2 separate regions of the Homo sapiens genome follow, and region 2 is linked to region 1. Evidence: chromatin contacts called from ENCODE Hi-C or POLR2A ChIA-PET data. All regions are on one chromosome and are shown on one strand. The core of a region is the stretch at or near the end of the contact, and the rest is flanking DNA. Distances in the headings are between cores, read along the strand shown.

Region 1 (3,130 bases), core at 554-3,053:
ATGGGTCAAGGGATGTGGTTGCTCTTCTCCTTGGTGACATTGTGGTGACCATGAGCAGAAAAATGGTAAATCCCTCAATGACACTGACTAGGTTTGAAGCTTACATTGTATTGGTAGGAGGGGGAATTTCCCTTTCAAAAGACTCCTCAATTCCTGGATATGCATAATGTTCTGCGGTGTAAGAAGCATGCCAGGAATGGAAGGGACAAATATGCAGGAAGTTTGTCCATCCACTTTATATGTACTACAGTTTGTGGTTATGAGAGCATCGAAGGTATTCAGGGCAATGACATTCTCATTCATGGCATTCCACTTGGCTCCTGGGGAATATAAACCAGTTGTCTCATGTAAAAAAGTCTCACACTCCCATTAGGAAAACATTAGGAGAAAATAGACATAACAGGGACATATTTAATTTTTTAATGATCGTCTAAAGACCACAAAGAGTCTGTGATATGAAAGACTTTAAATTCCTCTTTGATCTACGTTAGCTGAGTAATCACCACATTATCACAACATGCGGGGGCTCCAAGCATCCGAAACAGTACAGATGTCATCCCAGCAGACGCCATACCTTCTGCCTCTGTGCAAGCTGATGAACCCATCCAAACTGGCTTTCCTCATCTGTAAAATGGGTAGATATTGGGATTTTCTTCATAGATTTTAAGGATTAATGATCATGCAGGAAACAGGCTTAGCACAGGGTCCAGCACTTAGGAAGTCCTTGGTGGGTGCTAAGGATGATTCCTAACTCAGGCAGGCAGGTATTGAGGCAGTGCCTCCAGCGTCTGGTCCCTACATCCTATCCACAAAATCAGTGCAGAGGGAACATGCATTACAGCAGCAGACCTAGAAGCCAAGAGAAAGAAGGAATGTTTTAGTTCTTCTGAAGTTGAGACCCTGGATATGTTGAGAAAACTAGCATGGAATAAGAGCGGTCAAAGAAAGGCTTTAAGAAATAAAGTCGCTAGAATTTATTGTTTCTGTCTAACACTAAATAATCCCTGAGAGGACTAACAGCATCACTGGCCGTCCCAAGTGATCAATTTGGAAAGCAACATACAGTCATGAGTTGCTTAACAACTGGGGATCCATTCTGAGAAATGCATAGTTAGGCAAAGTCATCGCTGTGGGAGCATCACGGAGTGCACTTACACAAACCTAGGAGGCAGAGCCCACTACACACCTAGGCTTTATGGTATAACCTATCACTCCAAGGCTACAAACTTGTACAGCATGTTATTGTGCTGAGTACTGTAGGCAATTGTTACATAATGATAAGCATTTTTGTATATAAACATAGAAGTGATACAGTAAAAATAAGGTATTGTAATCTTATGGGACCACCTTTCTATGTACAGTCCATTGTTGACTAAAATGTTGTCATGCAGTTCTTGGCAGAACCTAAATGATTCAGCTCTCTGGCTCTGGGGACAGACAACGCCAGTATGCTCTGGCTGGGTACTATAGTGCATGCTATTTCACCTCTGTAAGCCTGAGTCTTCACATCTGCAAAACTGGGATATCAATTGTGCCTCCCTCATGGGCTTGTTGAAGTGTTAAGTGTTCAGCTCTCGGCAGTGTTAATTGGAATTCTCTCTAATATACCCCCAGAGAAGAGCTTTAGGGAACAAGATGGCACCAAAATCATATTTTTGGCATGTCTTTCAGACAACAGATAAAAGGATGATCAGTTCTGAATGCTCAAAGACTGGCTTAGTCAGCCTCTCCTCATGCCCTCCTCCCCTGATGTCCTCAGTGATGTGGGAGCCCTCGTGAGGACTCCCCAGCAAGCCAGCCTACATGCAGTGCGATGACCTGAAAACTCAGTCATCTGCAGACTCCATGACGTGAGCATGAGTCACTGAACTCTCTAAATGTTACACTCTACAAGGTGAGTGCTGCTTGTTTATAAAGACAATGGGGCCTCGGCTATATCCGATCTTGTCTCCTTGAAAATTCTTAGTCACATATTAGTCAGAACACCCCCAAGTCAGAAGGGAGAGCCTACCCCCAGATTCTGCATGTAACTTCTGGAACCTCCTGAGTCAGCAGTGTTGTCACACCCCCTCCACCTCTGTGGCTGGGGTCAGGCACATGACTGGATGGATGGATGTCCATGAAACAGCCTCCTACACCCTGTAAAGCCCCTTGTCTCCCAGGCCCACTGCTAGCAACTGAAACTCCCTTGCCTTCCTTCTAGGAAAAACCCATGCCAGAGACTTTATTTTTTCCAAGTAGACTTTACTTTCGGCAGTTTTAGGTTTTCAGAAAAATTGCTCAGAAGAAAAGGTACAGAGAGTTCCCATATACCTTCCCCGTCCTCTCCCCAGTTTTCCCTGTTGTTAACATGTATTATTTTGGTACATTTGTTATAATTGATGAACCAATATTATTACACTATTATTAACCAGAGCCCATAGTTTACATTAAGGCTCACTCTTTGTGCTGTATATTCTATGAGTTTTGGCAAATACATAATGTCATGTATCCATCATTGCAGTATCATAAGTAATAGTTTAACTGCCCTAAAAATCTCATGGCTTCACCTGTTCATCCCTCATCTCTCGCCTCCCCAACTCCTGCAGAACACTGATCCTTTTATTATCTCTATAGCTTTTGTCCTTTCCACAATGTTATAGAGTTGGACTCATACAGAATGCAGCCTGTTCAGAATAGCATCTTTTACTTTACAGTATGCATTAAGGCTTCTCCATGTCTTTTCATGGCCTGATAACTCACTTGTTTTATTGTTGATTAATACACCATTGTATACACGTGCCACAGTTTTGCTGTTTGCCTATTTAAAACATCTTGGCTACCACTTTTTGTCAGTTATGAATAAAACTGCCATGTGCAGGTTTTTATGTGGACATAAGTTTTCCAGAGGCTTTTTTTTTTCATTATTAAGATCTTCAGTGATTCACCATCTTCTGCTTTTTTGGTTTTTCTGAGAGTAGGCAAAATGGAGTTTCATTTGGAAGCCTTACTTTCTGAAAAATGGTGGGTGAAATGGAAAGTCTGGCTTTCATCCTTTAGGAGTTCATTTAACCCTTCTGATTTTTGACTCATCCATTAAGGCAGTGATAACATACAGTCTGGAAAATACACATAAAGAGGATGGTTATAA
Region 2 (2,892 bases), core at 218-2,717, 160 kb after region 1:
CAGGTTCCAGAAGGAATTTCTCAGGATTCCCTCTGATTCAGCATTCTTCATTCCTCCATTCTTGACCTGGCTATGCCTTACACACCCCTGGGCTCTTAGTTTTAAAGCTCTTTTCTGCTCCCCACTGTGGTCGTGTTAGGTTCCCCTACCAAGAGTTGCAAAATCCCTTGTTTCCCAGTAATGTTCTCTGCTAATACTCTGTTTCTTGACTGTGCTCTGAGCTTCCGAAAGGCAAAGAGTGTATTTGTCAAGGTCCCCATTGTATCTACAGAGCCTGGCATGTGGTGACTGCACAATAAATATTGCTGAACAAATAAATAAAATAAATCGTGGCAAGAATAGAGATTGCATTAAAAGTTTATCTCCCCTTTTCCCCTTTATCCCCAGGAGACCCCATCCTCCAGAATTCAAAGAAGAAAGTTGAACCCTTCTCACATTAAGCCTATCTGAAAAGCTGCTTTTAGAAACTCCAGTGCACACTCACACACCATTATATGTTATTTCAGGCTGGTGTAATAATAAAACTGTCAATCCTATGAATAAGAACTGTTTCTTTACTTGGATTCTTGCTCATGTTCGTGTATATTTATGTATTACTAGAAAAGCAGCATTCTTAAGATTCTTAGATTGTTTTGATAAGATATGACTCTACTTTTCCCAGCCTTTCTTATTATAAGAATCTTTAACAAGCTCTTTAAACAGTTCACACATGCTACCTTACATTTTTATGTGATGTAACGTATAGTGAAAATTTTTTAAAAAGATTTTCTTAATATAATGTTTAAATAATAAAATTATTTCTTGTCTAATGATATTTGTGCAAGTAGACTAGTTTTTTTATGCATAGAAGACACACCATTTCTTTAGTTTCGTTGAGGAATAATTATCAATCATTATTATTTATAAGACAAGGCTGTTCTTTTTTAAAAAAAATCTTTAATTTAAAATACCTCTGTATTTAAGAGTGTTAACTACAAGAGCCTTTTCTATTGTCGTTCTTAGAAAAAAAAAGGTTCTGATGTTTGCTAGTCTAATAATTTATTTAATGCCTAAATTCATGTGACCTGAAAAAAAAAGTTTAAAACATTAAGTGAAGATGTGTGGTTCTATGGAGGGCAAAAGTCTTGTGTATAAGACCACAGGTAGCAGCCAGCTCCCTCAGTGGCCATCTCTATCAGCCTTGAGACCACCTCTCCTTACTGATCTTAGCTAGAAAACAGGCAAAAGGTAGCAGCTTCTAGTGACCATTCCAGGCTGCTTACAAACAGGGTGATTCTGGGGGAAAGCAGAACTGGGTGCTTTCCATCTCCATTGAAAAATGAAAAAAACAGAAAAAAATGGACAAAATGAAGAAAGAATATAGAGAATTTCAAACAACTGGCTTAGTCTTGGGCCTTCTTTCCCTGCCCACCCCACACCACCATCTTTTGCATGCCCTTCTCACCCTGCCCTGTTGTCAACCTTGAGCTGTCTTGGAAGCAAAGTCCAAGGGGACAATGGAGCATGCAGGCAAGTTCCATATCACCCCATTTGCCTAGAGCATTTGGTTGCCCCATGAACACAGAATTCCAGTGGACCCACAATGTGTGGGAGTTCAGTGAGGCTCATGGCGAGTACAAGGGAAATGTGTCATGTTTATGACTAAGTGGTCATGCTTCCTGTTCAAACAAGAAAGAAGGCAACAGCATTCTAAGAAACACAAACAACCAAGGGATCTTAAAGTATCCTTTCTCACTCCTGTCACTTCCTTGTAATAACCAACCAATTACATGGAAAACGATGACATTGAAGGAAAGGGAAAAATAGGGAAACCTACAGATCTTTTTTCTTTCTGTTTTTAGAAAGCACATCAACAAGCCAAATGTAGAAAGCATCGGTAAAATGTGCAAATATAAAGAAATAAAAAAGAGTTGAGTTAGTGTTGTGTGGCGTTCACACTGTTCTGGTGAGAATGAAATACATATGCGCATACAAGGTACAGAACGTGAATTTATGAATTGTGTAATTTTGGTGATTCGGCAGAAGAGTTACATGTTCTTATATTTGCCTCTAAAACTTGCACTGAACAATGGTACAATTCATGCTCATAATTAAAACTTTTAATTTTTCTTTACTTTAGAACTACATTAAATAGCAAATAAATAACAACATGGCAAGTCAAGAGAGATCATGGAAAAAAGGAAAAGGCTTCATATTTAGTATCTTTAATGGCATATTTTCTGTTTTTGTTTTTGTTTTTTCTTTTTTTGAGCAAGAGTCCTGCATTTTCATTTTGCCTTGAGTCCTGCAATCATGTAGCTGGCCCTGCTTCCAAGAAAAGAGGAAGGAAGAGCCAGTGCTTCACTATGGTAGGCCCTGAAGTGGGATCCAGCTCTCTGGCTTTGCTATGGCTTCAGCCTTCCTGATGTGACTTCCCTTTCCTGTCTCCTTCCCTTGTGACTGTGACTTCTCAGCAGCTCCTGAGCTCTCTGCCTCTTGGCTCGAAGGGACCATACTTACACTGATGCTAGAGCACACCCTTTATTCCTGGGTCCAGTTGTTGACGTAGCAACTTCAAATGGACACAGAGATCTCTGGACATTTTCTGTTTATGTATTTATTTATTCACTAAGCATATATTAAGAACTTGTAATATGCCTAGCACTGTCCTATGCCAACTGCTATGAATTGAATTATGTCCCTTCAAAACTCACATATTGAAGCCCTAACCCCAGGACAATGGTATTTGGAGATGGGGCCTTTGGTAAGTTATCAGGTTTAAGTGACATCATGAGGGCAGGGTCCTCGGTAAAATTAGTACTGTTGTAGGTACTGGGGGTAGAACACTACATTATCATTCCAAAAGAGGTCCCTACCTTCTGAAACTAGATTATCCAAATCTTGGGAACTATA

What was found. Hi-C counts contacts between places; a loop is a spot of excess contacts on that map. ChIA-PET counts read pairs that join two places held with the same protein, here RNA polymerase II (POLR2A). Pooled maps may share reads with other maps.
Region 2: a loop to region 1 is called in a map of chondrocyte, with 2.7 times the contacts of the local background. The contact joins two enhancer-like sites. A Hi-C loop is called at or near these places in 2 of 168 maps with a recorded cell type or tissue (chondrocyte and endothelial cell of umbilical vein) and 3 of 50 pooled maps. POLR2A ChIA-PET finds 5 or more read pairs at or near these places in 3 of 52 experiments (GM12878, WTC11 and activated B cell).

What each region holds. Positions count from the first base shown.
Region 1 is chr7:41,027,353-41,030,482 of GRCh38, forward strand. It overlaps a transcript of SUGCT not described here. Among named protein-coding and RNA genes, the nearest start is that of LINC01450, 49 kb to the left of the region's middle. RefSeq lists an enhancer at 1,058-2,257. Within about 2 kb of position 1,804, at least 2 of the 41 ENCODE cell types and tissues checked have a DNase peak (open chromatin) inside an H3K27ac peak, as active enhancers do.
Region 2 is chr7:41,188,429-41,191,320 of GRCh38, forward strand. No RefSeq gene overlaps it. Among named protein-coding and RNA genes, the nearest start is that of LINC01449, 88 kb to the left of the region's middle. Within about 2 kb of position 1,468, at least 6 of the 41 ENCODE cell types and tissues checked have a DNase peak (open chromatin) inside an H3K27ac peak, as active enhancers do.